2 separate regions of the Mus musculus genome follow, and region 2 is linked to region 1. Evidence: chromatin loops called from intact Hi-C (ENCODE). Cell type or tissue: left cerebral cortex. All regions are shown on one strand.

Region 1 (8,000 bases):
TTTTAAGGAGCCTGCCCCTTAGCTGTAGGATGCTCTACAAATATTATTTTCATCATGGACAGCCATATAAGACACATGAGGAATAATGACTCTGTATGCAGAACTGTTTGTATTGTGAAGCTACACTGCACAGGCTAGGTTCCAAGAACACTGGCTGCTCTTCCAGAGGATTCACGCTAGATACCCAGCACCCACATAGCAACTCATAACTGTCTATAACTTCAGTTCGAGGAGGTCTGTCGCCCTCTTCAGGAGCATGTGGGTACTGCACACATGTGGTGCACATGTATACATGCAGGCAAACACCCATATACTCAAGATAAAAATAAATACATCTGGAAATAAATTATATGCTACATAAACGTCATTGTGAAAGTAACAAACCAAGTAGTTGTGGTCTTTGGGGAAAGATGGCAGTAATGGTTTGGTCCAGCCCAGGCATCCTTAGCCTGTTTTCATGGCTGAGGGAAGTGGGCCTGATACTCCCCTGCAGTGGGCATCCATCCATGCAGTTTCTAAAGCTTCCCCCAACCACAGCGCCTCCCACACAGGCCTACTGCAGGGTAGAGAGGAGTCACATTTCAGGACTTGTTTCACCTCGTAGGAACACAACCCTTCTGTCCCACCCTCCACTGTAAACTCATGGTTGGGAACCACTGTCCTCAAAGAATATGTGAAACCTTACTTTGTGGTTAGATCAGCTTGAGCTAAATTCACACCACTAAATAGGACAGTTTTGAGGGGAGGGGGCTACTCATATTTAACAGTATCTCATATAGGCTAATGTTTAAGACCCTTTTGGGATTCAGTTACCACCTTAACATGAGTCCTTATTGTCCCGTTGCGTCCTGGTGGCTCTGGTGATGTTAACACTGTCTGTTCTTCATGTTTTCTGGAACTGTGACTGAATTAATATGTCAGTGTAGTACTATCTGAAGAATCCAAAGAGCTATTAAAATGCTTAAAAATAAAATGATCAATCCTCCTCTTTGTTCTCTTGACAGGATAATTGAAGCTATCTGCATAGGGTGGTTCACCGCGGAGTGCATCGTGCGGTTCATCGTCTCCAAAAACAAGTGTGAGTTTGTCAAGAGACCCCTGAACATCATTGACTTACTGGCAATCACGCCCTATTACATCTCTGTGCTAATGACAGTGTTTACAGGCGAGAACTCTCAACTCCAGAGGGCTGGGGTCACCTTGAGGGTCCTCCGAATGATGCGGATCTTCTGGGTGATCAAGCTTGCCCGGCACTTCATTGGTCTGCAGACACTGGGCTTGACTCTCAAGCGATGCTACCGAGAGATGGCTATGTTACTTGTCTTCATCTGTGTTGCCATGGCAATCTTTAGTGCACTCTCTCAGCTCCTTGAACATGGGCTGGACCTGGAAACATCCAACAAGGATTTCGCCAGCATCCCCGCTGCCTGCTGGTGGGTGATTATCTCTATGACTACAGTTGGCTATGGAGATATGTATCCTATCACGGTGCCTGGAAGAATTCTTGGAGGAGTTTGTGTTGTCAGTGGGATTGTTCTGTTGGCATTACCCATCACTTTCATCTACCATAGCTTTGTGCAGTGCTACCACGAGCTCAAGTTTAGATCGGCTAGATATAGTAGGAGCCTCTCAGCTGAGTTCCTGAATTAACGTGTTGCAAACCAGTCCTTGTGCACACTTCATCTGGTCGAGTTGACACTAGTTCTTCTTCGCGTGTTTCTCCCTGGGTGAGCACTGCAATGGTGTTGTCCTCCTGTTGGAAGGGTGACATGATTCTTCCCAACTCAAGGGTTAAAGCGGTTTACTTACGGAGTAGGCAGGACCGGGACCGGGACACACAGGACAGTAGCACCAGAGGAGATGCTAGGACCTGGTTTTATTCCCTCTCGTCTCCCTCCACCTTGCCTCGCACAGTTACGATGTTGTAGGCTGTTCTTAAGCACATTATTTGAACACTTTAAAGCAGAAAGACACTATTTTCCAAATGCTTTTCCATCTTAACGAATTCAGAAGAAGCTTGGAACTTAACAGTGTTATTTTTGAGACTAACATTTTCGTTTCTAAATGTTTTATAATTTCTCATATCAATGTCAGAAGTATCCTGGAAACATATGCCACATGTGGGAACTGTTTAACAAATACTTTAAAAAGTTGGCCCAAATTTAAACTGTATTGCGGAACTAGAGGCAAGCAAAAATATTATTTGAAAAGCTTTGCACCCTTCTCTAGCCTACCCTTGGCTTAATTTTTACACCTGTCACTTCTCTTATCTTACAACTTTATGGACCCTGAAGTGTGTTTTCTCTTTCCAGTTAGGCCCCCACTTTACTGAAATAACTTCCAAAGAGTACATGATATCACGGAGAGACCTTGTGTTGTTTAGCGCTCTGTTGGGTGATTTAGAGTCAGTTGCCGTGACTCAGAGTCCTAGCATTCAGATTGCCAGGAGCATTGCTAACATGAAATGACGAGAGAAGTGCTGTGATATTTCAGGGTTCGACCCGGAGTTCTCGGCTGAAGCTCTTCTTCTTTAGAACCACAAGGCTCGTAAAGAAGAGACGATACTTCTTGAGCTTTTTGTCGGCACAACAGCCATACTTACGCGCTGTCACTAGGCTGTTGTAAAAGGAGAAATGTTGTTGTCTTGGTCCGGTGTTGCTAAGCAGGGCAGATGTAGTTCTCTGGCCTGACTCCTCACCATTGTGAAGCACGGATACACTGGGTCTCTTTTTGTAAAGTTATCAGACACTGCTACTCCGTCCAGAGTGCTGGTGTGCAAAAGTGCTGGCTGTTCACTGCTACGTTTCTGCAGTATGAATGAAAATATTGCTTTTTCAATAAGTCATAATAACACTTGAACACCCCCCCACACACACACACACATCAGAGTTACTGATTCATGAACACTTTAGTATACGCACTGTGGTTATCAGGGTTGAAGGGAACGGGTTAGGGACTGGGATAACCTTTTCAAAGAAAGACTCGCCAGAAGTGTCCATTAAAGGAATCTTAGCCATCAGTCCAGCTTTTATCATTACGGGTAGAAAAACCAAGGCACGAGAGCGTGCGGTGACTGTGCAGTTGGCGCTGGAAACTTAGCCTCCTTTAAGCAGGCCCAGCAGTTTGCTCTGCACACGCCTCTAGCTTTGGCAGAAACTAGCATAGGCCACATTTCATTCTCGTTGCCATGATCAGGCAATAATAGCAAATTCATGTGATACTGCCCATTAAAAATAAAAACCTCACCATTTTTTTCCTAGTACCTTCACTGGTATAGTTTTACACACTAGATTGTTATTTATATATACTTTTTGTTTCATTTTAACTGAACATATGGCCTGGTGTTATTTATTTTTAAGCTTTGTGATTTATGCAAATCGTATGCAAATGATAGCTCATCTATATTATTAGTAAGGATATGGTAGCCTTTAATTTTTCTGGCACTGAGAGACTCTCCATGTGAATATGGATTCCATCTCCAAGCAACTTAGTACTCCACTGAGCTGGGACCCTCGAGGGCACACACAGGTCACCAGGTCCTCACAGTGTCCGTTACAGAGGGGCCTGAGGTAGACGAGGAGACAGACACGTGTGAACGTGCGCATGGAGAGCCACACGTGGGAAGCCACGCGAGCTCTGAGTTGCTTTGAGGTAGCAAGTGATGATGCTGGTCTGTTCATGGGGGCTGGCTTTCATTGAGAAGCATCTTGGGTGTTGGTAACAGCAGTGAGCGTCCTGTAAACAAGGGGATGAGACATGATGAACGGGTTCGTTTGTAAATGAGAAAATACAACAGCGTGTTTTGTCCTTTAGGATGCTGGAGCTTCCTAGGAGCAGACTTTTTTTTTTTTTTTCCAGCTTTCTCTGAATGTTACTAATTTCATTTCATTGTATATATTTGCTTATTTTGGTGTTGTGTTTGTTTGTTTGTTAAGGGTCTCTGCTGTGTAGATAAAGCTGACCGTAAACTTGTGACACTCCTCCTGCCTCGTGCCTCCCAAGTGCTAGAATTACAGATACAAGTTACAACACCCAGCTGCTCTAAAAAACAAAACCCTAGGACAGATGGCTCAGTGTTTAAGAGCACTTCCAGTTCTTGTAGAACACTGGAGTTAGTTCTCATCACCCACATGTTAGCTCACAACTGTTGAGAACTCCAGACCCTGGGGATCTGATGCCCTCTTCTGGTCTCTGTGAGCTTCTGCACGGCACTTTTACACAGATAGCACACACACACACACACACACACACACACACACACCCCACAGAAATGATACTTTTTAAATTGCTGAGGTGGAGCCTCCTTCTGAGATGCACTTTATCAGTCTTCACACTCTGGTCTTCATGGCAGAAATGCTCTCCCACCCCCACCCCAGGGAGCCAGCTATCCTCAGAACACCGAAGAGGGAAGGACGCCCGAATCTTTCTTTTGAGTGTACTTTGTTTGAGCGAATCTGATCCCTTCCTCTTACACATGACTTGATTCGTATTCTCTGAAACAAGAGAGTAGGAAGATAGGGAAACAAAGTTAGAGAGCATTTGTAAAACTGAGTGTATAACTTAATAAATTCTTTTTTTTTTTGTTGTTTGAGACAGGAGTTCTCAGTGTATCCCTGGCTGTCCTGGACCTGCTCTAGATACCAGACTGGCCTTGAACTCAGAGATCCACCTTTCTCTGCCTCCCAAATACTGGGATTAAAGGCATGTGCCACCATGCCCAATGCTCCCCAAACCCCCTTTATTGATTTATTTTTTTTATTACTGTTATTGAGTTGCTGGTTTACACACGTCTGTTTATTCTTGGGGTTACATGTGATTGCACATTTGCAAATTCTTATTTTAAAATGTTAAAATCGATTCATTCATAGTAGCTGTCGGTATGTCAAAATATTCTTTTTTTAAAGTACATTTATTTATTTTATGTGTTTATAGTACACGTGTGCATATGCATACATGTGTGCGTGTGTGCATGCTTGTATGTGTGTCGAGGTCAGAGGGCAACCCACTGCATACACCAGGTGGTTTCTGGGATTGAACTCAGTCCATATGGCTTGGAAACCATCACCTTTTACCTGCAGAGCCATCTCATCAGCCCTTCTAAATCTTTCACCTTTTACCTGCAGAGCCATCTCATCAGCCCTTCTAAATCTTTGGGCACATGTCTTGCTTACATCTCTGTGATCCTGCAGCGTGGAAATAGGATAGACCTAAATGTTCATGTGAGGAGAATTAATTATCTAAGTTGGTTGGATATTTCCTAGAAAAAGCTTGTTTCATTTTTCTTTATAGACATGAGAATAAACAACTGAAAACGTCTAGTTCTGTTATACAGCTAAGCTTTGCAACTTTAACTTAACACACAGCGGCAAAGTAACCCCTCTGACCTGACATAGGTATGTGTTCTTTGTGTAACACAGCAGACTGATCTCCCAGTCAAACCTGCAGTAAGTATCTACAGGGTTACAGGAAGTCAAGGTGGAACAGATATAGGCGGCCTTCTGGTCTACCTCACCCCAGGTTCTACACCATTTATCCCACCCAGATTCTAGGAGCAGCTAAGTCTGCTCCACTGGGGTATGAGTTAGGAATGGTTTTAATTGTGTCAGGCTAGGATAGGCAACAGAAAGTTGATTCCAGACTGCTAATGCTTTTAGTGGCTAGAGAGATGGCTCATCAGTTAAGACCACTGGCTGCTCTTATCAGTTGGGTTCAGTTCCCTACCATCCCCTTGGTGGCCCACAAGCCTTCCTAACTCTCGTTCTAGGGGACCCAATTCTTTCTTCTGGCCTCCAAGGGTACCAGCCATACATACATACATACATACATACATACTCTAAAACAGTTTTCTTCAATGCTTTAGAGATTCCTTCCTCACTTTTAGTTCTAATTAAACACAGTTATTATTTTTAGAGGCCTTAAAAATTTGGAATTATGCCGTACTTTACGAAACTCAAATTTTTAATTTGTTTGTTTGATTTTGTTTGGGATTTATAATGAAATAGGATTCCACATATCCTAGTCAGCGCTATCTATCTATCTATCTATCTATCTATCTATCTATCTATCTACCTAACTATCTCGTCTCATTATGTAGCCCTGGCTATCCTGGAACTCACTGTGTAGACCAGGCTGCCTTTAAATTCACAAAGATCTGTCTGTCTTTGCCTCCTGGCCTCAAGCTGGTCTTGAACTAGTGATTTTTTTTCAGGTCTCTACCTCCCAAATGCTTAGATTACAGGCATGTGCCACAATGTACAGAAGGAATTCATACTTTTAAGAGATGTTTTGTCTTTTTCTTTCTCATGATCTCTTATCCCACTGTCACCCCCAGTGCTGGAAAATGACCTTATAATATGCTAAGCAAACACTCTTACCACAGAGCCACCCTTCTAAGCCCTTCAGTAGAATTTTCCAAAAAAATGCATGCCTATGAGCATGTGGGGTATGTGTGTGTGTGTGTGTGTGTGTGTGTGTGTGTGTGTGTGTGTGTGTTGTATATGTATACATGTGTGCTACAGGCAGTTGGTTACTGTCATTGCATTGTTTAGGAGAGTCACAGCTGAGCAGGAAGCTTTACTCAAGAACTCTGGACAGGCTCCAGTTGGTGAGGAAGGTTGCCTACACTGCTCTGTTTGTTCAGCAAGCATTCATATGGTGTTTGCTTCCTGCCTTTCAAGAACCCGTCTATACCTCTGGGAATGGGCACAGCAGTTCTTTTTCTTTCTTTTTTTTTTTTTTTTACAGAAAGAAAATTAGTGCTTTACTGTCCTGTTTGTTGTGGAATGTTCCCTAGACCCGTGAAGTGCCACCTAGTATGGTGATGTTGCTCCACTAGGTAGGTGACAGCTTAACATGGACACTTTTAGATTTCCTAGTTCTCTCAGGCATTTCCACGGAGCACTTTAACCCTTGTTTCTCCTTCTGGGGATTGAACCTAGGACCTCAAGTGCACTCTCTCTGAGCTATATTTCCCAGAAGTGCACTTTAGCTTTTGGCCTTTTGTGTAGGCTTAATGGGCAGTTTAGGGAATGGAATGTGATAATCTGCATTTATAGTGCCCTTTAGTTTATCGTGTTTTCGGGTTTTGTTTTTTTTTTTTTTTTTGCTTTTTTTGTTTTTTTTTTTTGAGACAGAGTCTTGCCTCTAACCCAGGCTGGCCTCAATTGTGTAGCAATGCTCCTGATGTTGGGATTTATAGACACACACCACCACACCAGTTCTTATGCCCAGATTTCATTTAGTAGCTCTGGTGGGTATTTAGAAATATCACCATGAATCCAACTGCATAACCCAAGTCAAAGAATAAGCAACATTTAGTGGGTAAAAGCCATGGAGAATGCTATTTGACATTCACCTCCAAGCAATGACTCCACGTCCTCACTTATGCCTGCTCCTTTAAAATCACCACTCCCCATAATGCTGCCATAAAGAGAGATTCCTTTTGTTAGGTTTCAATTACTGGTATTGTTTTCCATGGCTACAGTGCTGCCCATAACAGAATAGAGGCATTTGCAGAGCGTGAATGTCAAAGTGCTTATCTGTTTTGTAAGAAAGGAAATGTCTTGGAGTTTCTGTCTTTCTGGATGAAACTCCATGACCAGAAAGCAAGCTGGAGAGGGAAGGGTTCACTGGGCTTACACTTCCACAGCACTGTTTTTCATCGAAGGAAGAAAGGACAGGACAGGAACTCAAACTGGGGAGGAACCTGGAGGCAGGAGCTGATGCAGAGGCCATGGTGGGGTGCTGCTTACATAGATAGTTCAGCCTGCTTTCTTATAGAACCCAGGACCACCAGCCCAGGGATGGCGTCACCCACAATAGGCTGGGCCCTCCCCTCACCGATCACTAATTGAGAAAATGCCTTACAGCTGGATCTCATGGAGGCGTTTCATCATCTGAGGTTCCTTCCTCTCTGATGACTCGAGCTTGTGTCAAGTTGACAAAACCAGCCAGGACTGGAAACATAGTGACAGATTGATTTTTTTTTTATATATACTAAT
Region 2 (8,000 bases), 68 kb after region 1:
TAGGAATACGTCATGGTCACAGTGCTTGGCTCTTTTGTGTGGGCTAAGGATCAAACTCAGGTACTTAAATTTGTGTGATAAGCGCTTTACCAGTTAAGCTAGATTCCCAGGGATTTTTTTTCCATATTTTAGGTTACAGTTTTAATTATAACCCATTCCTCTCAGATACTTTTCAAACAGGGTCTGTGTCTGATACACACACACACACACACACACACACACACACACACACACTTAATATATTAGATATGTATTAAAGCTTTCCAGCCCATATTGTCATATTCAATTCTATTAGCCTGTTGTTATATATTTATATATATATTCTGTAGTCAAGAGGAGCTAATGAAGTATTACAAGGGCACAAACCTGGTGGATTTAGAGTCTGTGATCAAGATCTCCAGACTAGCCCTGGCATAGACTACTCCATGTTTTCATACTGGATAGGTTCAGGTGAGAGTTTTCACAAGAAGTGCCTTAGAAGAAAATGGCCTGTCAATCATCCAAATGAGATGCAGGAGTGCGCTGATTTGATTACAATCGGGGTGTAGTTCAGGCTGGTCTCAGCTTTGCTATCTAACTCATGCTGGTCTTGAACCCTGACCCTCCTGTGTGTGCCTCCTGAGTGCTGAGCTTACAGATGTGCCACTAAGCCTCATTTCAAGGGTGTGATTCTTCATCTTTCCTCCCAATTGCCAGTCTTCTCAGCTGTCGGCAGAGCGTGGAAGTGACTGTCCATTCTCACCAGGATGCATGGAGGTAGTGTTTGTCCATTTTTGAACTCATTTGCTGACTTATTCACTCACTCACTCACTCACTCACTCACTCACTCACTCATCCTGTCTATAAAAAGCAGCACTATATTGTGTTAGCTCTAGAGTGCAAAATGGCCCTGGGGCCAATTCCTGAGTGCTTTAGCACTTGGAAACTGTCACTCAGTAGTTCTCACATCTATCCAGGGTGCTTAAAGAAAGACTGAAATTGACTATAGTTTGGAATATAGATACAAAAGAAATATTTTCTAAATTCTAATTTATATGCCTTTTGGGGAGTTTTGGTGTCTGTTTTGTTTTGTTTGTTTGTTTGTTTGTTTGTTTTGACAGAATGTCTCTGTGTAGCCCTGGCTGGCCTGGAATTCGTTATGTAGATCAAGCTAGCCTAAAACTCAGAGTGATCCACCTGCCTTTATCCAGATGCTGTCATTCATGGTGTGTATCGGCACAGCAGGTCACCTCTTAGGGAATGTGTGTTATTGTATGTATACACAATGTACACATACTTATGAAGGTAATATATGCACATTGTAAAAACATTTCAATCCTGCAGACGTATATGATGCAGAGGGCAAGGATGCCCAGGGATTAGGAGTAGCCCTCTGTCACCTCCAAACTAGGGAAGGCCACTGTTTCCCTGCCGTGCCGCGGACAGAACAATATACATGCTGTATTTTTATAGACAATTTAATGTAAAGCAGCTTGAGTCTTGCTCTGGAGCTCAACTTTTCACTGCACATAATTAAGTGTATTTAAAATGATTTAAAATAAATTATGAGTCATACCTCAGCCTTTCTTTACCAGTGAAATGAAATGTGATGTGTCAAACTTGAGTTAAATCCATAATCTCCTTGGATGCGCTTTTGACTTACTTGGAAGCAGGCAGGCAGGCAGGCAGGCAACTCGGAGGCAGCTTCCTGCGCCATGTTGCCATTCAACAGTGAGAAGAAGGTCAGAGTAGGGAGATGATGCCAATATGTCCATCCCAAACTGCAAGAAAGCTGTCCTGACTCAGCTGCCGCTTCTTTGTCCCTTGGGCTAGAAATGGGCCATTCAGACATTCCTGGCTATGACTAGGCCAGGCTTCTACAAAGGGCTGTTTTAAAGTAAAAATATAATCCTAGATTTTAGGTTTTGAAGAGAAAACTCCACATACCAGTTAAGGGATTATTTCACAAAAAAAAAAAAAAAAAAAAAAAAAAAAAAAAAAGGAATAAAAGGTAACAGCTGAGTTTTCTTCCACATGAAAATTACCAAATAATTGCCCAGGGTGTCACCATAAGCATCAGAAACTGAGCTTGGCCCTCAGTGTGCTTTTCCAGCGCTTTTCCAGAGGTTTTCTGGAGGGTGATCGGCAGCAGTTTTAAATATCAGATTGTGAGGAAATATACTCCCTCTCTTCCTGTTCCTGCTTATTTCCTTATTGCCAAGGATGGTGGATACAAGTCACAGAGAGGTATAATGTCACTTTGACACCACACCTGCTCCACCCCATTTCCCACCAGGGACACAACCTCAGAATGGCCACAACTCACCTGCACACATCCCAGGATCACAAGTGTCACCCAGTACACACATTTGGCAATGAAATAAGCAATACAGCAAGGAAAGGTGGGGTTTCTTTGGGACTCTGCCCTGGACATCACTTCTTCATGGGAAATATCCCTAAGACAAATGCTCACCAACAAAACCTTGAGTATCTACTTCTAACAGGAGACGTCAAAGCAGGTAATATATGACTCCTTTGGGAACAAGGAAAAATGTAAGGGACCCAAAAGAGGGTTCACAATCACCCTGACTGTTATGGGGCCTAAGTGTTTTTAGCCTGTGAGCCCGACTCGCCAGCAAAGCAGACGCCACAACAGGATCCTTCTGCACACGTTTATTGGGAGAGCATTTACTGTATAGGCAAGAAGACCCTGAGCCCAGAACTGGTGCTGCTTATATAGGCATAGGAGAGGCGTCTCTCACACCCGGATTGGTTATACATTCTACCTCATTTGCATGTTCCTCATCTGATTGGTTATTCTCTCTCAGTACCTCACTGAGGCTCATTATCATACCTCATTTGCATGTCTCTCATCTGATTGGTTATTCTCTCTCAGTACCTTGCAGAGCCTCATTATCATGCCCAGGCCAGGCAGTGACTTGGTGAAAAACTTTACTGCATATGTACACATTGGTTGCTTACCCAGACTTATGCGTGGTGGCCAGCGGTAGCCAGCGCCACCTTGTAATGGCATATGTGGCTTCCCACATTAGCCCTATCTTACCTACCATGTGTCAATCAAAACAGAAAAAAAAAAAGCCAATTCTAGGAAAGATTAAGAGAATTAAAAATTAAGAATTATTTCACAAGGCAGATCCTATCTATGTTGAGCATAACTCAGTTTAAACTTTATATTGGCTTCCATCCACGGCCTACATGCTCTCAGAGAGCAGCCTTCCAGAGGCCGTTAGCACACAGCCCTCAAAAGCAGCAGCATTTCTTCTGGTCCACCAGTTGGCATCTGCACTTGGTCATATCACTCAGCATTTGGCAAGCTTTTATACCCTGGGCTCTGGTCACTTCCCTTTAGAAGTCCATCTGGAGAACAACCTGAAGGTATCATGATTTAAAAAAAAAAAAAAAGAAGCTGTCTGGTGCTGGGTGGGATGCGCGGTGCGGGTGAGGAGAGTGTGCCTCAGTGCTGTCAGAGGCTGCTGCATCTTATTTGGGAAATGAGACAAAAATCTCTCTGTGATCAGCCACTCCATGTGACATCCCAACCCACACTCTGCTACTGACATTTTATCTCCCACTGAACAGCCCGGCTGGTGTAACATTTTCAGGATTCTTAATTTATGTCTTGCAGGATCTAAAATCAGAAGGCAGGGATTTTAAGAAAATAAGCAGTGTTGACAGGCACCTTTATACTTCAAGTAGCTGCCACACCTGGATGCCGCTAGACACTGGGCAGCACTCTCTCCTACCTCTTCCAAAATATGCCTGGAAGACAGGATGAAGATGGGAGCTGTCCTAAGCCGTTCACTTTTCTTATTCCGTATAAACCTAGGAAAAACCTTTCCTTACAACCAGTATATGTTAGCAAGTTGTTGCTGCCTCCTCCTCTCCCTCCTCTTCCTCCTCCTCCTTTTCCCCTCCCCCTCCCCTCCTCCTTCTCCTCCTCTTCCTCTCCCTTCTCCTCCTCTTCTTCTTGGTTCTCAACCTGTGGACCTGTGGGTTGCCTGGGGGGGAGGTCGCATATCAGATACCCTGCATATCAGGTATTTACATTTCAATTCATAACAGTAGCAAAATTACAGTTATGAAGTAGCAATGAAATTAATTTTGTGGTTGGGGGTCACCACAGCACGAGGAACTGTACTAAAGGGTCACAGCATTAGGGAGGTTGAGAACCACTGACTTAGAATAACTGAGATCTAAGTAACCATGCTGTCTTAGTTAGGGTTTTACTTCTGTAAACAGATACCATAATCAAGGCAACTCTTATAAGGACAATATTTAATTGGGTCTGGCTTACAGGTTCAGAGGTTTAGTCCATTATCATCAAGGTGGGGGCATGGCAGCATCCAGGCAGGCATGGTGCAGGAGGAGCTTAGAGTTCTACGTCTTCATCTGAAGACTGCTAGTGGAAAACTCACTTTCAGGCAACTAGGATGAGGGTCTTAAAGCCCACATCCACAGTGACACACCTACTCCAACAAGGCCACACCTCCTAATAGTGCCCCTCTCTAGCCCAAGCATAGACACACTGTCACACAAGTTAATTGATCTTCTTGTCTATAGCCAAGTTCTGTTGAGACCCGAAAGGACAAAGCAGCTTAGGTCATGAACTTTACATAAGCTTTATAGTCTCCTGAATGGTTGAGTCTCTGATCGTGAGTAAAGGAGACGGGGTAACGATGGCTACCCCTCCATTGAAGAGGGAATGAGGTTTCACAAAGGGCCATCATCAGGCTTAAATCATTCAGCTGCAGAGAAACTAGAACTCAAACAGAAATTGTGATTTTTTTAAATTTCTTTTCTTTGTGTTACATCATACCATGCCTTTGTAAAGGTATCACCCTGGCTAGACTTATGTCAACTTGACACACAAACTAGTGTTATCTGAAAGGAGGGAACCTCAATTGAGAAAATGCCTTCATAAACTCTGGCTGTAGGGCATTTTCTTAACTAGTGATTGATGTGGGAAGACCCAGCCCATTATGGGTGGTGCCATCCCTGGGCTGTTGGTCTTGTGTTCTATAAGAAAGCAGGCTGAGCAGGCCAGAGAAAGCAAGCCTGTAAGATCTGCCCCTTCATGGCCTCTGCATCAGCTTTGGCCTCCAGGTTCCTGCCCTACTTGACTCCCTGTCTTGACTTCCTTTGGTGATGAACGGCAATGTGGAAGTGTAGGCTGCATAAACCCTTTCCTCCTCAATTTGCTTTTTGGTCATGGTGTTGGTTGCAGCAACTAAGCCTGGGTGGACAGTAAGGTTGGATTACTCATCATTAGAAGCTGCTGGAATCTTTGCTGTTCAGGGTATTTGAGGTGCTGAAGACAAAGGCAGGATGCTAATTCACACCCTTGCTCTAGAGTGCTCAGCCTTGAGTCTTTTCTTCTTATTCTTTAAAGATTTATTTACTTATTATATGTAAGTACACTGTATCTGTCTTCAGATCCTCCAGAAGAGGGTGTCAATCCCATTCTGGACGGTTGTGAGCCACCATGTGGCTGCTGGGATTTGAACTCAGGACCTTTGGAAGAGCAGTCAGTGCTCTTAAAACCGCTGAGCTCTCTCTCCAGCCCTGGATTTATATCTATTTATCTGTACTCTTGAGCCTGGTGCCTGACTCTGCCACTAATTGCTGTCCTCAGCAAGTCGCTCCGTTCTTCTGTGCTGTAAAATAGAGATGGTCATAGTACCAATTCTCGGGTTGTGGGGGTTCAATGCATTTAGAGAAAATACTATGTTAAGCTTGGCATCATCAGCTATTCATTACCAACTTACATTTAAAATATAGTATGCATAAATCTATAATGTGTGTGCAAAAACCTCTGGTTAAATGATAGGACTAAAAACTTGTTCCTGGAGGTTAGGAAGCCGGCACACTCTGTTTATGCAGTATTCGACTCAGAGTGGAAGCTTAAGTCACACTGCATGGTGCGGCAGAGTATAACCATAACCAGGAAGCTGTAACTGCGCATCATTCAAGCAGAAGGTAGAGATTTCACAAGTGTTCCCAGTCACCTCCCCTGCATACGTTTATCTCAAAGAACAGGGCCTAGGAAGAGATGAGCAACCAAATGAATGCTGACAAAATCTCACTCTCAAAAGCGCAAGATGCACACACAGGTGCTTTAAGTTTACGTCTACACAAAGCCTATAGATTCTTCCCTCTTCTTCTCCCCTCTCTCTCTTTCCTTCTCCCCTCTTTCCTTCCCTCTTCTTCCCTCTTTTCTCCCTTCCCTCTCTTTCCTTTCTTCCCTCTCTCCCCTTCCTCTTTCTTTTCTCTCCTCCTTCCCTCTTTTCTTCCCTCTTTCCTCTCTCTCCCTCACCTCTTTTTCCTCTTCCCCTCTACCCCTTCTTTCCTTTCTTCCTCTCACCATCTCCCTCCTTGATCTCTCTTCTCTTTTCTCCCCTTTCCTCTTCTCTCTCCTATCTCCTTCTCTCCCACTCTCTTTCCTTTCCTGTCACTTTTCCCGGCATTGAGACAGGATTTTGCTTACAGGCGATGCACTCACGGCTCCAAAGAGCTGTTCTTGTCATAACTGAGGTGAAATTCCTAACAACCCTTGGTACATTAAGACCCCTCAACAGATACTAATAACCCTGAAATGGGGCGGGACCTGGGCCTGACGAGACCCCACCCACGTCCTGGGCCCGCCCCCGCTCTAGGCCCCGCCCAGAACTCGCTCTGACCGACTGTGTCGCTCTCAGCCGCCCTCTTTGTCCACAGGACGCTTGCGCACCTGTCAAGGCGCCTTGGCACTGCCCACATCCAAGTGAGTGGTACAGAGAAGCCTGAGTTTTCGGGAAGCCTGAACACAGCCTCTTTCCATGTCTTTTAGAGTTTGTTTTCGTTTCTAGGTCTTGAGAAAGCGCGGTTTTTTCCCCCCGACGTTGCGTAGGAGGCTATGTTTTAAGTCAGGCGTTCTCTAGACAGTCCGCATTTTGGATTAAGGTCCTTGCGCTGAGCTTTGGGCGGGCCTAAGGGGAAGCCGGGTCCTTTTCTAGGGCGGTCGCACAGGCAGCGGCGGTGCGAAGCGGGCCTCCGCCAACATGTACTACAAGTTTAGCAGTTTCACGCAGAAGTTGGCTGGAGCTTGGGCTTCGGAAGCCTACACCCCGCAGGTACACTTTTGCCGCGTCGCCTTGGGCCGGAGAACAGCAGCCCGAGGCAGGCAGTTGCGAGGTTCGAGCCGTGAAGGGTTTCTGCCGGCCGACCGGTCCGGCTTGCTGGTGTCCCCTGGTGTCCTTAACCACGCAGGCTTGGAGCGGTCGCCGAGGTTTCTGGGTGTGTGCTGCACCCTAGGCGAGGTTTGCATGGCACTGAACTCAGGTCTGATACCTTGCGGGGGTCAAGGTGACCCCTGGGGTGGTTGCTTGTTTAAGGTGGATTTCCCGTAGAATCTGTGAAGGATTGCAGAAGGTGACATAACTGTGTTTGGGTTTCTGCTCTCTCTGGTTGAGGTGGCCTTTGTGACTTCCTCTTGTTACTGGCCCTGTCACAGCCCAGAAAGCAGCTTTACCCAGCTACCAAATGGAAGACTGGGAGGGCGGATTTGAGAAGCTCGCTCATAAGGCATGGGAATATATATATGTGTATACATACATACATACATACATACTGGGGAAAGCATCGGAAGTGACACCCAACGAGGTTTATGCTTTTGCTAGTTTTAAAGTGGCAGACGGTGACCGTTGACTACTGGGCAATCTGACATTATCCAGGTTCCAGTTAGATCCTATCAATGGCGTTCCCATCTCCAATCTCAGTGTTGTGAAAATGTGGTATTTTAGAGTTCCACTTAATACTGGGTTAGTACTGAATTTAGCAGCCTTAATCTAGTGACCTTGACTGCCCCTTCTAATTCGGGGCAGCATTAACTTGGGTTAAATGTGATGTGTCGAGTGAGCAGATTTTCTGGCAGATGGTTGGTGCTGGATAAATGCTATATATTCTCCTGAACTGAATCACTGCTCAGCATAGTTCGAGAAGCCTTGGTGGGACACGAAGCTGAA

The links. Peaks named below come from ENCODE experiments on the same cell type or tissue, not always from the same donor. Only the 100,000 strongest peaks of a DNase experiment are listed, where the experiment ranks them.
Region 2: a loop joins it to region 1, with 9 times the contacts of the local background. A loop is called at or near these places in 2 of 42 quality-filtered maps.

Annotation. Positions count from the first base shown.
Region 1 is chr17:83,581,384-83,589,383 of GRCm38, reverse strand. Kcng3 (potassium voltage-gated channel, subfamily G, member 3) reads left to right here. Exons shown (of 2, transcript NM_153512.1): 2 at 1,005-3,427. The coding sequence ends at 1,650. Among named protein-coding and RNA genes, the nearest start is that of Gm34801, 17 kb to the right of the region's middle. In left cerebral cortex, a CTCF peak has its summit at 253 (motif pointing left); DNase peaks (open chromatin) are centred at 2,391, 3,160, 3,537, 4,065 and 2 more places.
Region 2 is chr17:83,513,313-83,521,312 of GRCm38, reverse strand. Cox7a2l (cytochrome c oxidase subunit 7A2 like) reads left to right here and starts at 6,980. Exons shown (of 3, transcript NM_009187.3): 1 at 6,980-7,109. The coding sequence starts at 7,038. In left cerebral cortex, a CTCF peak has its summit at 6,706; DNase peaks (open chromatin) are centred at 6,734, 6,934, 7,696, 7,871 and 3 more places; H3K4me3 peaks cover 2,243 bases; H3K27ac peaks cover 3,016 bases.